Linked DNA regions of Homo sapiens: region 1 is linked to region 2. Evidence: chromatin loops called from intact Hi-C (ENCODE). Cell type or tissue: breast epithelium. All regions are shown on one strand.

The links. A loop is a pair of places that touch in the nucleus more often than their neighbours do. Peaks named below come from ENCODE experiments on the same cell type or tissue, not always from the same donor. Only the 100,000 strongest peaks of a DNase experiment are listed, where the experiment ranks them.
Region 1: a loop joins it to region 2, with 16 times the contacts of the local background. A loop is called at or near these places in 1 of 110 quality-filtered maps.

What each region holds. Positions count from the first base shown.
Region 1 is chr5:77,929,294-77,937,293 of GRCh38, forward strand. All of the region lies in intron 1 of LOC101929154 (a long non-coding RNA gene), which reads left to right. Among named protein-coding and RNA genes, the nearest start is that of TBCA, 160 kb to the left of the region's middle. RefSeq lists silencers at 5,740-5,914, 7,835-8,000. In breast epithelium, no CTCF peak of the experiment used is centred here; no DNase peak of the experiment used is centred here.
Region 2 is chr5:77,165,281-77,173,280 of GRCh38, forward strand. It overlaps a transcript of PDE8B not described here. Among named protein-coding and RNA genes, the nearest start is that of PDE8B, 41 kb to the right of the region's middle. RefSeq lists an enhancer at 7,292-7,793. In breast epithelium, no CTCF peak of the experiment used is centred here; DNase peaks (open chromatin) are centred at 3,061 and 3,781; H3K4me3 peaks cover 629 bases; H3K27ac peaks cover 1,126 bases.

The sequences.
Region 1 (8,000 bases), 760 kb after region 2:
GGCTGGCAAAGGAGGAAGAGATGCCAGAGAGAAGGGGGAGAAGATGAGAGAGAAGGGCAGGGGCAGAGGGAAGGGCAATGCAGTTTGGGGAGAAGGAGACTGTTCAAAGAAAGCCGTGGGGGAGGGTGGGAAGTCCTCAGACACACGAAGAAGAGGAGTCATTTCCATTCTATCTCTCTGGCAATGAGATAAGCATGATGGGAGAAGAAATATAGTGATAATTTCCAAACTAACGAAGGAGTCAAATCTCAGTCTAGACTCTTTTTAGCAACTTGAACATTGGAAAGAGTGCTATTTGTATCAATATTAAGGCACACATCTCCCCTTATGCCCTCATTCCTGCTTCTGGTGATAAGTTATCGCCAACATCTGCATCTATGGGTAACTCCAGAAAGGCTGGATTCCAACTCTTGAACCTTAAATTCCAACCCATCCCCCACAGGGTGTGCCACACTGGAATGGTCGGAACCTAAAGATGAGTTTAAGTAAGGGAGGTACTGGGGGTCTAGGTGGCGTGCTGACCCTCCAGAAGAGGTACTGCAGGTGGGGCCCTCATGCTGTTCCTGACATATTGAACAGTAGGGCTTCCTGCCTGTTGGCTTCCTCCCTTACCTGAGGTCTCTGCCTCTATACACAATAGCCTGCCAGCCTCCCCGCACCAGGCGGCTGCTCAACATCCATAGAAAACGCAGGAGCTGACTAGGAGAAGGGTAAAAAAGGAATGCAAAATTTGGGAAAGAAAATTGACTAGATAAATAATGGATGACAACAGGCTGTGAAATCTGAACTCTAATTTCTAGCTATTTCTCCAAACAATTCTGTCTCAGCAAGTATAACGTAACTGCTTTTGGAATAAACAATTTATTTTTCAACAAATCTTTTAGGTCCAACAAGACCTAGAACAGGGAAGTATTAACACTGAAGTAAGCACATTGAGCTCTTTTTTCCAATTTAACAGAATTATAACTTTTGTGAAAGGCTCTGGATGAATAGCTTTGGGTAATGTCTGGGTTCACCACGGAGCCCTGGTGTTCACACTTGGGCTGTGTGGCTTCACTCCTCCACCCTTCCAATACCTATTCTTTAAACTACCACAGGCCAAATGCCTATTTTCCAGACCCCTCTTCTACTTTCCTATTGTGATCCAAACTCCCTCCATCTTAGTAAAACCCTAAGAAAGCCAGGAGAAAACCTTGTCTTCAGCCCACACCCCAGCTTTGCTACCACAAAAAAGGCAAACTCAGTGCCAGCTTTCATTGGCCACCTTCCTCCTGCAGAAGGGCTGTCAGAGGGCAAAGTGCCTTTCCCCATCTCCAAACTAGCCAGACTCATTCCCAGGAACCAACCAAAGAAAAATGCTCAACTCTTCATCTTGAGCCTTTCAGTTCCATTTTCGACAGATCTGAGTTGACTTGTCAAAGGCTGAGTTACAGTTTATAGTTAAAGTTGAATTTGAAAGGAAAAAAGAAAAATAATAAAACAAGTTGTCAGATATTCTCTCCATGTGCACTGAGTTTTAAAAGCTTTCTCTGCCGATTTTTTACACCGGCCCCAAGTAGAAATAATAGATATCTCCTTTAGGAAAACCAGTCATCCAGTTGAAACTGAGCAGATTTGTGTGGAAAGAGCCCATCTGACATGAAGGATAAAGGCAGTATGGTATATTAGTATGAGCACAAGCTTTGGAGCCAGGGTCGTTGAGTTCAAATCTCAGGTCCACCATTTACTACTTCTGGGACCCTGGGAAAGTTATTTAATCTATGCCTCAGTTTCTTCAACCTCTCAAAATGCAAGTGTGAGCGAAGGTATGAATTTCACTGAGTTGGGAGGATGAAGTAAGTGGATAATTAGCTGGTACATAGTAGACTCCACTTGAATTAACCATCACTACTATTACTATGATTATTATTATTATACATTCTTTGAAACAAGAGTGTCCAGTATGAAACTAGTCTTCCTAGTTGCTAAGAGAACTGTGTCCAGGAGGAAGGGCCCTGGGTAAGTCACTTTTTTTCCAGTTGTATTTCAACTGTGATTACTCACTACAGTAAAGAGGACAGATTAGAAAAAAAGGTGAGCAAATAATTAAATAATTAAAGTGGTACTTTCCAGCCCTGTTGGTTAAGTTTTCCTACCCAAAAACTAGAAGTTGACAGCTGCAAATTTAGGAATTCCTAAGAGGGGCTTATGCTGGGCGAAAGGAGTGCACAAAATACAGTTTTATTGATTATGTAATTGTGAGTTTAGAGTTGTATATGACACCAGCTGTCCCAATATGAAACATTTGGAGCAATAGTTGCATTTATTAGCACAGAATTGATTTACAAAACTCAAGGAGGGCACAGAATTCCTATGAACTGTAAATTAGTAAATTGCTTTTTAATCTACCATAAAAGATCACTAAAAAGTCCTTTTGAAATCAGAGTTCTGCTAATTCAATCATGAACACATTTACCCAATGGTGCTCAAGGTAAGAGGAAATCTTAAAGGCTGCACAATTACCATTAAAAACATATAATTTCAAAAATGATTTAGTTTAATTACAATATCAGATACAGGTATATGTTATTCTGAGGACACATTGGCCTTGACACTAATATTTGTTTTAAAAAAATGAAATGGCACTTTTTGTGTTCTGTGTCTCTGATTGTATCCACTTCTTTGTGAGCCAACGAAGACAATAGGAAACACAATGATACTGTGGACAGCCTTAAGGCAGAGTGCATGGTGCTCCCCAGCCTTCAATGTACAGAGAGGACAAGAGGAAGAGAGGTCAAGTTGGCCTGGTGTAGGAATTGTAGGATACACCCTACATCAGAGACAGAAGGCATATAGCCCAGCAATCTCCCTCCCATGTGATAGATGAGGAAACTGAGACTCAGAAAGGTGAAGTGATTTGTTTGTCTTTAGTTAGGGGCGAACATAAAGACTAGAACTCAGTTCTTTTAATTCAATGCTCTTTCTTCTTTACCAGCTGTTCTTAAACTTTAAAATACTTAAGAATTACCTAGGGACCTCGTTCAATGTGGTGATTCCTAACCCCTTCCATTCTGATCTGATAGGACTGGGATGTAGTACATTTTTAACAAATTCAGGCAATGTGACTCAATTAGATCCAGAGAGCACACTTCGAGAAATCGTGCTTTATTCAAGTGTCTTCTGGCTTCTGATTTTCAGTTAATTAAGCTATTCAAGTAATTGATCCAGACGTGAAAGCGCTTTGAAAAGTTGTATAAATGTACCTCCAGTGTGTCCTAACTGGTACGCCTCACTCCTCAGTGTACTTCTCCATTCACAGTATGATCCATGGAGAAGCAGCATCATTATCACCTGGGAGCTTGTTAGAAATACAAGATCTTGGCTGGGCGCAGTGGCTCACACCTGTTATCCTAGCACTTTGGGAGGCTGAGGCGGGCTGATCATGAGGTCAGGAGATCAAGACCATCCTGGCTAACATGGTGAAACCCTGTCTCTACTACAAATACAAAAAATTAGCCAGGTGTGGTGGCACGCGCCTGTAGACCCAGCTCCTCTGGAGGCTGAGGCAGGAGAATTGCTTGAACCTGGGAGGCGGAGGTTGCAGTGAGCCGAGATCGTGCCACTGCACTCCAGCCTGAGCAACAGAGCGAAACTCTGTCTAAATACAGGATAGGATCTCAAGCCTCTCCCCACACCTACTAAATCAAAGCCTGTATTTTAACAAGACCCTTAGGTGATCTGAATGCACAGCAAAATTTGAGAAGCTCTGATAAAAGGTCCACCTCTCGCCCCAACTTGTTCTTGTTATCTATTGCTTTATTATAAACTACCACAAAAGCTTGTGCTATATAAAAACAATGACATTGTTCTATCTCATGATTTGATGGATTAAGAATTAGGTAGTACTCACCTGAGTGATTTCTTCTGTCCCGTGATGTCAGCTCCCCAGCTGAAACATCTGGAGATGAATGGGTCAGCTCAACTAGATCCATATGTCCGGGCCCCTGGTTCTTCTCAACATGGCATGTCCTGGAACTGAAATGTCCAATATGGTGCCTCCATTCACGTGACTGGCATCTGAGCTGGGATGAGTGGAACAGCTGGAGACTGGTCCATTTCCATGCAAAGTGGTACATGGTGGCTGACTTTCCCCCCATTGAGGGGTTCAAGAGACAGGAAGTGGAGGCTGCCAATCTCTTAAAACCTGGTCTCAGAAAGTGGCACAACATCACTTCCTCCATAGATCATTGTTCATGGAATCATGGAGCCTGCCCAAATTCATGGGGAGGGAACACGGACCCCAATTTTCAACGGAGGAGGAATTTGTGGCCATCTCTAATTAGCCACAGAGCTTATTAACTGTGCATGGCAAATGGGTAGGTTTCTGAAGCACTTCAAGCCAGTCCATGGTCAGAGAGCCAAACTCTGAGGGCTTCATCATAAATAATATCTGAGGTGAGACACACCACCACCGCCAACTGTAAATACACGCACACCCCCCACAACCACAATTACACACACACACACCCCACCACCACAATTACACACACACACACCCCACCACTACCACCACACACACACATACACGCACACACACACAAACACACCATACATACACACACCACCACCACACACACACACACACACAAACACACCACACATACACACACCACCACTACCACCACCACACACACACACAAACACACCACACACACACACCACCACCACCACCACACACACAAACACACCATACAAACACATACCACCACTACCACCACCACACACACACACATACACGAACACACCACTTGTACACACACCACCACCGCCGCCACCACCACTCATACACCACATATATTTTTCTCCCAGAATGGGACTGAATTAACTACAAATGGCTCAATCTGTAAGATACTTGAAGTTAGGAGCCTGCTGTTACGCCTCCTCCTACTCTATCTTTACGCCTCCTCCTACTCTGCTCTACCTCACTTGTGTTTAAAACAGTTCTTTATACACAGTAGGTACTCAATAAATATTTGTTAATTTTGATTTGTTAATTAAATGTTGATTAATTTAATTTTAATGTTTCAATATATGGACTCCAGAAAATATGATCAGGTATCATCGTGGCAGGATTAATACACTTGAACTGAAAAAGGAAATAATAATAATATCTGAGGTGAGAAAAGGGAGATTAACTGGAAAAGGCTTTATAGGAGATGGGACTCAAATTGAACCTGGAAGCCTGAATAGGGGCTGGATAAGCAGAAAGAAATGGAAAGGCATTCCAGAGCAATTTCTAGGCCTAACCGCAGTCTGGTTTTTTGTCCTATTTCTCTATCCCTCTCCACCCTGGACATTAGGTTTCCACCACACTATGAGGATACCCACATTTTAATCTTCCCATGGTAATCTCGAGGGTACATTTGCAAAGCAGAATCTGCCTTTCCGATGGAAGTTTCCGAAGAAGTTTCCCACAGGCTCACCACCATATTACGTATTCAAGGAAAATCAACAACTTTGAACTATACCAGAGAGAGTGGTTTTCTTGAATCTGTCATGTCCTATCTTTTTTGTTTTGTTTTGTTTTTGAGATGGAGTCTCGCTCTGCTGCCCAGGCTGGAGTGCAGTGGGGAGATCTCGGCTCACTGCGAAGTCCACCTCTCAGGTTCCAGTGATTCCCCTGTCTCAGCCTCCTGAGTAGCTGGGATTACAAGTGACCACCACTATGCCTAGCTGATTTGTGTATTTTTAGTAGAGACGGGGCCAGGCTGGTCTTGAACTCCCGATCTCAAGTGATCCACCCACCTCGGCCTCCCAAAGTGCTGGAATTACAGGCGTGAGCCGCTGCGCCGGGCCTCATGTCCTATCTTAATAGAATGGACAAGTCCAGGCTTCGAGTTTCCTCGGCTCTAACTGGAATATTACAGCCATTCTACAGGAAATCCAAAGCCCAGAATGACCCTTGGATCCAGAGAAGCAGCCAGAAATATACCATGTACAAACGTGAAATTTTTAAAAGCAGAAAACCAATTGAACATAAAGTAGGTTCCCAAATACATAGAAAATAAATGTAGACAGATAAAATATTGGAAAAAAATAAGGCATAACATTAATTATTTCTTAATTGTGAAAATAGCATGATTTGTTCCTCTTATCTTTCACATATTTCAGTACGTTTCAGCAATGAGTGGGTGTTATTTTCAAAATCATAAGAACATTTTGGTATAAAGATCTATTTTTATTTCAAAGAAGATTCTAAGAACTTTCACATGACGATGAATTCTTCAAAAACACAGTTTTCACAAGCCCTGTCACAGATCCTTCTGGAGACCCGCATACTTCTAGTGTTTGCCCTGACGAATGCCAGTTCTGTTCTTCAAGATTTGCTTGTCAGAAAATGAAGACACACAGAATGAGTTATTTCAGCAGGAAGTGTTCCAGGATTCTGGAAACAGATGATGCTTTCTTTCAGCCTGTTGTCATTCTTCTCCTTCACCAAGATATTGTCGTCATCACTCTGGGTTTAACTCAGCTTGACAGTAGCCACACTTCCATGTTGCTCTTCATCTCTTCCTTTGGTAAAAGTCTGCAAATTGAGGCTCAGCTAACAGCTATTTCATACTAATCAGACACTGGGTCTAAATTAGAACCAAGAAAAGGTCTATGGCAAGATAGGGTGAGGCCACAGCGACATTTTATGCTCTGGATCACCCCTCATGAATGCTTACTAGGCCATTTGCTCTCCTCTTTTACAGGCGAGAGGGTTGTGGCTCTCACTACCTATCATAAACTATGGCAGCGTAACCCTTCACTTGCTTTTCTTATTCACTTCCAGTTTGTGCTGCTGCTAAAATATTCTGCTTCTCAGCTGCCAGTATCGGCGTCTAAATCATCCCCAGTCCAAGGCGCCAGCTCTTCTGGTGCAGAAACCACAGACTCAGCAGCCAGGATGTCATCAGCATACTCGAGATTACATCATCTCCTTCTGCCAACCTTAATACCACTATGGTAACCATCAACAGCAATACCCATGATTATTTCAGTAGAAATATTGAACAGATGTGACAGCCTTGTCAAACTCCTTTGCTGGTGTCCAACCACTCTGTTATACCTTTTGCAATTCTAAAATCTCTCTTCTGGCCATAATAGAGACAGCACATGCTGACCTCCCGCTAGGGAAACTGCTCCCATAGCGTCAGTTGGCATATCAAAGACTAACTACGAACACCACCTTATATACACAGTGCTTTACAGCCTGCTAATCATTTTTGCAGACATTCTCCTTTTTGACTCTCAAGCCAGCTGAGACAGCTGTGGTATAAGTTGAAAGGGCACTGGAGTTTCTGTCAGGAGTTTTGACTTTCTTGGTTGCTTACTACCTTTGAAATCTTGAGCAAATCACTCTGAGCTTGTTTTTTGTCAGTAAAATACTTCTTGTTCTCAACCTAACTTGAAAAACAAATGAGGTGGTACATTTAAAAATAATAAATTATGAAGATAGTTACTCAAACTAATACTTGTACATGAATGTTTCTATCAGCACTATTCACAATAGCCAAAAGGTGAAAACACCAAAATCTCTAGCAACAGACGAATGGATAAACAAAATGTGGTATATCCAGACAATAGGATATTTGTCAACCATAAAGAGGAATGGGCCAGGCGCAGTGGCTCATGCCTGTAATTTCAGCATTTTGGGAGGCTGAGACTGGCAGATGATTTGCGGTTAGGAGTTCAAGACTAGCTTGGCCAACATGGTGAAACCCTGTCTCTGCTAAAAAATATAAACATTAGCTGGGTGAGGTGGTGGCGTGCACCTGCAATCCCAGCTACTTGGAGGCTGAGGCAGGAGAGTTGCTTGAACCTGAAAGGTGGAGGTTGCAGTGAGCCGAGATTGTGCCACTGCACTCCAGCCTGGGCAACAAAGTGAGACTCCGTCTCAGAAAAAAGAGGAACAAAGTATTGAAACATGCTACAGTGTGGCTGAACCCAGAAAACATTATGCTAAGTGAAAGAAGCAA
Region 2 (8,000 bases):
ACTTGCCTGTATAATTTAATTTTTAAAAATGACAGTGTCTAACAACCATCTTGAAAAATTCCTGAAATTTTCACACTCAGCTCTCATGAACCAGTACAGGCCTGCTTCAGCATAGCACTGGGTCCAAAGGAAAAGAAGAAAATGCTGAGTGTGTGGGTGGAACATCTAACCTCTTCGGACGTACAAGGCTCCTGCCTATGTCATCCTTTCCCCTGGCATGGTAAGTGCCCTAAAATAGGTCTAAGACAGACAATAGGGCTTCTCTAACCAACAACTGCAACAACAACAAAAACAAAAACAAAAACAAAAAACAGAAAAACCTTCTCCCTACTGGCATAAAAATTCCATTGTACCTCATGGGCTAAACCATATCCATGTAGCAGATAGATATGGGAAGGATTATAGGAAGGGAGAGTTTTGAGGTCTAAGAAAGATAAGAACTTAGCTAGGCATGGTGGATCATGCCTGTAATCCCAGCACTTTGGGAGGCCAAGCTGGGCGGATCACTTGAGGCCAGGAGTTCAAGACCAGCCTGGCCAACATGGCAAAATCCCATCTCTACTAAAAATACAAAACTTAGCCAGGTGTGGTGGTGCATGCCTGTAATCCCAGCTACCTGGGAGGCTGAGGCAGAAGAATCACGAACCCAGGAAGCAGAGGTTGCAGTGAGCTGAGATCGTGAGTGAGACTGCCTCAAAAAAAAAAAAAAAAGAAAAAGAAAAAAAAAAGGAAAGATAAGAGCTTGGATTATATCAGAACAGACAAAACATTATCATAGAAGGTTCTGGAAGCCAGCTGTGGCATTTGGATGCTCAGTGCTTAGGTTGAGGAGAAGCAGAAGAAATGATGGAAGGAAACTCTCTGCACTTCACAATTCTGCCCTGGGCCTGTCCTGGCATAGTTCTTGAAGAACAACATTTCTTCATGAGATTCTTTCGGTAAAGATAAAAAAAAAAAAAAAAAAAACCAACAAAAAAAACCCCACAACCTTCTGTGGTCAAAGAAACACATCTTCTAAAATAGGTCTCCCAGAATTCAGGCCACCGGCTTGTCTTCGGTACCATAATGGGATACAAAATGAGAAGGGCCTGAGGTCTAGGCATTACTAAATCCTGCCCCAGTGAGTACACACAGAGAGGAAAATGACCAAATGCCATTTCAATCCATTATCAACCCAATATACTTCTCCTTGAGTGGAAGCAGAGTTAGAAATCTCATTCTAAAAATAACATTGTGATCTGTGGCCTGGAATAATGACGCCTATCTAAGGCCAGGTTAAAGCATGTGCACGTGTGCAAGTGTGTGTAGGGTAGGGTGAGAGAATGAACACTCCCTTGTGTGTATATGCAACAGTCATTTTCTTTTCTATTTTTATATATTTTTCTAGGCAGCAGATGCAACTCTGGAGTGGGGGAAGAGGGCGGGAAGAGAGCCTGTGCTGCTGAGCACCTACCAGGACTTGTCAGGGCCCAGGCACCCTATGAAACACCTTATGTTGGTTATCCCACACCAAGCTCGCAAACCTCTGAGGTAGGCAACTTTGTCACAGAGAGAGGCTGAGTAACAAGCCCAAAGTCAAACAGCCAAGAAGAGACAGAACTGTATTAAACTTATCTACTGGACCCCAAAGACCACTCTTTTCCCTACGGTACAGTACATCCTTCCCTATCCGGACCGGAGTTGGCCACAGAAGTTGGATCATCTCCATTCCTGTATACCCGGCACCACATTGGTCCCTAGCACAAAGTAGGGTTGACAAATATTTGTTGAATGTAGTGATTTCAAAACAAAGATTTAACATCTGAAAGTTTGCCTGGCAGCATGTGAATTGGGAAGAGACTCCACAACTCTCCTAGATCCTGTGACATGGCTCTAAGTGCCAAGACATTAAACCAGGTCATAGCAGGCACTAATTCCTGTATTGCATTAACAGTTATTGGTGTATTCATAAGTGTGGCCCTGCTTGTCAACACTCCTCACCATTCTTTGAAGTCAGATGCCCCTTAATGATAAGGATGTGTTGGGTTGTACACCAGACCATGTCTGTTTTTGGCTTTGGGCCACAGGGGTGCTTAACACTTTGAGAAAAACCCAATAGAGGAATAGCTAGATTTACAAAGAAAGAACCTGTTGGGGAGTGTTTGCATTACAAAATTATTTACCACAGGGTTTGTTTAAATAGTTCCAAATTTAGATTGTGTATAGAATATGAATCAAGACACCCTGGCCGATGTGCACAGCACTTTCCAGGGCACGTCGATGCGGAGGGTGCAGTGGAGTCCTTCCACACCTGCCCCTTCCTGTGCAAGGGGGCACGCGGCTGCTCCCTCCTGCATCCACCTTTCTCCTATCCAGGAAGAGAGATGTCCCCTCAATGTATGCTCAGGAAGTCTGGTGAAAAGACAAGCTGGCTGCTCCTGAGCAGGAAAATTTGAGTGGAAAAATAGACTTGGAGAAATTGAAGGGATGAGTAGAACGGATTGTGACATCTGCTAGGAATGTCACCTCAAACCCAGAAAACACCCAGCCCAGGGAGTGAGGCCCACCCTGCGGGACCGTGTGCCCAGGACTCCTGGGGAGTCTTGAGGGAGAAACACAGCCCCCACAGCACAGAGCCCCCACCCATTTACACTAGCTGGCTTTCACCACACAAGGGGGTAACATGAGCCAAATGTTTGATGATGAGGAAGTGAAGTGGAATGTGAGAATCCTCACTGCTGACGTCAAGCTAGCCTTTCATTTTATTTATACCCATGACACTGTGACACAGGATCTAATTTTCCATTGTATTTTTTCCTCTGTTGGGAACCAAGTGATGACAAGTAAATTTGTGCCTGAGCCTGGAAAATATTTTAAATTTGAAGACAGGGACGATACGAGAGTCTAAGTCTATCTCCATCCTGCCCCTCTCCCCTTGAATTACTAAATTAACTATGGAACAGGGCAAAGGAGTAACACTCTGACAGGGCATGGCAGCCTGAGAAGTCAGAGCTGGAAGCATCCAGTTGCCTGCTCTTCACTTGTGTCAGGCTGTTCCTTCCTGGCACGGGGGCTGGAGGGAGGCCAGGGAGCAGCGAGGCTGCACGGCAGCCCTGGCACAGAGCCTCGGCTGCCGTCTGGGGATGAAACTGGGCTCTGGCACCAGGAGCGTGGTTCCAGCTCCCTGACCCAGAACTGCCTGTGCAGGGGCTGCTCTGCCACTTGTGCCCTGGTGGGACCCCACTCCTCCTGCCCCTCTGAGGCAGGGCAGATTCAGGAGCAGAGCTGGATCTGGATGGAATGGCAAGTCAGGGATGCTGGGGCGAAGGCAAGTCATATCCCTTCTGCAGAAGCAGCCTTTAGGGATGTGCCTGTGATGGGGAAGAGAATGGCATGTGTGTTCAGCAAGTGACAGAGTGGGCTTTACCGCAGCTCCTTCCTCTGCTGCCAGACCAGTGGCCTCAGCTCCATCAACAGCCTCCCTCCATTACTCCCCATGGCTTCAGGTCCAGACACAGCATTTCTAACATGGGTCCCTCCTCCCACTCTGAAATGGAAGCTCCACCTCGTCCCTGCAGACCTGCCATGTTTTCAGTAGGGCCTCTTTTCACCAGCTTTGCAATCATGTTTTTCAGCCTCTAACTCCAGAGAAATCTTGACTTCCTTGTACTCAGTTCAGAAGACGTTTGTTATTCAGGATTCTGATGCAGAGGTCTGATAAGAGAGGCCTCAGGCCTTCTGAGTTAGTAAAACCAACAGAGTCTGGGGATTCAAAAAATCCAAGAAGCACAAGGACAGCCACACCCTGAGAGTTGGCGCAGTGCCAGCTCCTGTCACTTGAACTCTTCCAGGATATTTAGACATGGGTGTCAGTGAGTTTTCACTACATTTACCTTGGTGGTTGTGTTTGATTTTGTTTGCTTGCTTTTGGAAACAAAGTGTTTCCCGTAGCACCAACACAGTCAGACCTGTGTTTTATTGATAAGATGAGAGAGCATAATAGCAGGGGCGCAGTTCAGCTTTGGGAGGTGGGGGCTGGGAAACCCCTCTGTAGAGCTACAGTTCACATAAAGCCTAGAACGGTGCTTCTCACGTTTTAACGTACATCACAATCACCTGGAGGGATTGTTAAAACACAGGTTTCAAGGGCTGACCCCCAACGTCTGAGGTGGACCCCAAGAATTTGTGTCTCCAAGTTCCAAGTGACACTGAGGCTGCTATTTGGAGACCACACTTTGAGAACTACTGGCCTAAATGGCAAGTAGGAAGTAGCCAGGGAAAGAGAGTAGGAGAGGAGGTCAGAGCAGGCAGCAGCAGCATGTGCAAATACCCGAGTTGAAAAGGAGTTTGGTGGCTGCAGGGAATGGAAAGATCAGCATGTCTGGAAGGCAGTGGATTGGCAGCTGTGTGGCTTGAGGTAATCTAAGAGATACACCTGACCCTCATCCCCATCCTGAAACTCACTCCAACGAAGCTACCTCCAGTTTGTCTTAGACACACCTCCAGTGTGTCTAAGAAGAATGGTTCCACTGAGCCCTGGAGGTGTGCTACTGCAGCTTGGGATAATCAAACTGTGCCGACCCTGTGGATAGTGTGAGTGCTGAAAGTGATTAGGTATGCAAAGGGCTGAGTGCAGAGTAAATGCTCAGTGCACTGTAGTTTTCTCTCCTCCCTGACTTGAAACACGGCTCTATCTCAAGTTCCCTATTTTAGCTATACGAAGACATGTTCCTGAATTGGTGCTGAGGTGCTATCCTGCACCTGCAAGCAAAAAGGATTAATGTGGAGGTTACCCCTGAGACCTGAACTAGGGTCCTGTTGAGTAGATGGCTATAGCTAAGAAATCTGGATGCCGCTTCCTAAGAGCAGTTTTGGGCATGTATGTGTTTTCCTCCATCATACCCAACTGATAAATGTCTCAGGTTTTTAAACCAAAGGAAGCATAGGTTAGGTTTTTGGAGCCAGAGTGCACAATTGGCCTTAGATCAATTCCTTTCAGACTGCATTTATTGAGCGCTTACTCTGTGCCAGGTACAATATTAAGTCTGGGAAGACAAAAGTGAACAAGACTGGGTCCCTTCTCTTAAGGAGCTCATGGTCTCACTGGGAGCTGGACACGTAATTAACCACAGAGCAGTGGGATAAAAGCCACAACAAAAGTCTACACAGAGGGCAAGGAAAACTCGGGAGAGGGAGCAGTTCTGCCTGGGGATGTCAGAGAAGGTCACAGATAGAAAGTGACATCTGAGCCAAGCCTGGAAAGGAAACTTCTAGAGAATAAGCAGGACTGAGGATAAAGGAACACATCTCCTTTAAGAACTTTCTTGTTATTGTTTTAAGCTCTGAACTAAATCATCGTTATGAGTTTCTAGGAGATACATGGCCACATGGTGTTAAATTTGATTTAAAATATTGCATAAGCCGATATATATAGAAACACATATGGAAACAATCTGAAAATATTTCTCCTCAAATATAGTGCCATTTGCTTTTACGAATTTGCTATTTCTAGATAAATATGTGAAATATGGTTTGGTCTTCTGAGACTCAGAAGAAATTATATCACTGTCCCAAGAAAAAAATAACTTTGGTTGCTAATTCATTCATTCATTTAGTCAGTCAACAAACATTTAGTTAGGAATTTCAATTTTTGAAGCACTACAATAGTCCATCAGGGTAAACAAAAAGATGTAAGACATTGTCTTGAGCTCAGGACTCTTCAAAACTTGGGAGTGAGAAAAATACCTGAACACAAATAATTCTAACACGAATCAGGAGTATATGATATGGATGAGTACAAAGAAAATGCTCCAAGTATCTAGAGGAAAACAAGCTATTTTCTGATGGAAATAATTGGAGAAAGCTTGATCATTTACGAAGGCGAATTCATTTGCATAGGCCTTGTAGTGTGGAAAGGGATTGGACTTAACAGAAACAAGCATTGGGGAGGTATTCCAGGCAGATGGAAGTTTGTGAACAAAACAGGTGGGAAACCTGAGGTCACTTGGAAATGGCACTTTGTCCTATTTAGGGGTATGACTTGGGGAAAGAACTGAAATAGATGGATGTCAGTCTCACAGCATAGTTTGAACTTCATTCCACTGGCTGTGGCTTCTCGGAATTTGAAATGCCAAGCATTTGTCACTTGGTTCCTTGTACATTTGTTTCAGTTGGCACCTCAGGCTTGACCTTAATCCTGGCATAATTCTGTCCGGCCCATAGAAAAATTTTTAAAATATCAATCTGTGTATGCTGGGAGTAGTAAAATCACAATGCAGCTCTAAAGCCACAGATTGAAAGTTGACCCTTTTCTTCGGGAATTTATGATTCCACATCTGGAGGTTGCAAGAGATGGGTTTTGTGTCCAAGTCCCTTCAGGAAACAGGTGAGGGCTTATTTACACAGGTGTGGGCAGGGTTAAAAAATGGTGCAGTGTCTGTGGGCTGGTGAGAGCCAGGAAGCTGTTTCCACTCCCTAGGCAGGTGGTAATGGGGCAGGGGATGAAGCCAACAATGGAACTTGGAAAGACTTCTGGGTTGCCGCGGAGGGATGGAGGTCCAGCCCTGTGCTCGTGCCTTTCATTGGCTGAACCTGACTGACTGGAAGCCAGAGGGCCAGGGACCCATTGATGAATTCCCCACAGGTCAGACTCCTAGGGCACAGGATGAGGGGAGGAAGGATGGAGATGATCTGGAGGGGCAGACAGAGCCTATCCAGCACAATCCTTTCTAGCTTTAATATTTCTGTGATGCCAAAACAACCCAAACTACAGTCAGCCTTCATTTGACAAGTATATTCTAAACACCCAACTTTTTCTCAGCAATTTATTTATTAAAAAAAGAAAGGGAGTCGATTGGATGGATAGATGAATGCGTGGATGGGGAAGAAGCCTCTGACTGGGAAAATTCATAAAATAATAACTCAACTAGATTGCAAGCTTGGCAAACTCAGGGACTGGGCTGGGTTTGTTCATTGTTGACTCCTCAGTGGCCAGCACTGTGCCTGAACTTTAGTAGGCCCACAATAAACATTTGTCTGAATAACCTGACTGATGAAACATCAAGAGCACCAAACAACATAAAATATGCAATTGGGAGTCTTGGGACAGGATAAGTCAAAGTTGGGGTAAGGAGCTAACATGCTTGCACCTAGGAGAAGCAGACAATGACGGTGTTTGTTAATTCTGCTTCTAGTAACTTTTATGCCAAAGCTTCTAAGCACTTCTCAGGGAACAAAGAACATCTGATGGTGATGGAGAGATAAAGGACAGTCTGTCCCTCAATCATAACTAGTCACTTAAAAGAGCAACATTAGAACACTTATATCCCAACCTCAATTAATTCATCCATTTATTTATCCAGTGAAAATTTATTGAGTGCTGATTTTGTATTTGGAAATTCAGAAATAAGACAGAAACAGCCTCAGCCTTCAAGGAGCTTAGTCTGGTTGGAACTAAAGATAAGACATTAGGAAATACCAGTACCAGTGCTGACTAGGGGGAGCACAGGCTGCTGAGGGAGCAACAGGAAACCTGGGACAGGCAGTGGGTGTCGGAGTAGGTAAGTTGAGCATGGAAGGACTTTTCCACTTGTTTACTTGTTTCTGGCTTCCATCCCTCCACCAGCCATTCACCCCTCCACCATCATCACCCAAACAGTATGTAAGCAAATGGTTTGTAATGCATATTTCTTTGATTTGGATGCATGTTACACCAGAGTGCCATAACCCAGCCAATAAACACATATATAGGGTAGAGTCTCATCAGCTAATCAGTGAATGCATGTAGAGGTGGTACCATCAGCCAATCAGTGAACACACTTGGAGGGTATGCTCCTTCCTCCAGAGTTTTTGGCAGAGAAAGAGAACAAGAGGTCAGAAGAGCACAAAGTGGGTGTCTGGGTTGGAAGGAGGAGATGACAGGTACAGGAATAGAGGCTGGAGATCTTGTAGACAAATCTGACTGCTGAATATTTTGGAGGATTAGTACTATTTATCTTCAACTCTTTGCAAACAAATGGAAA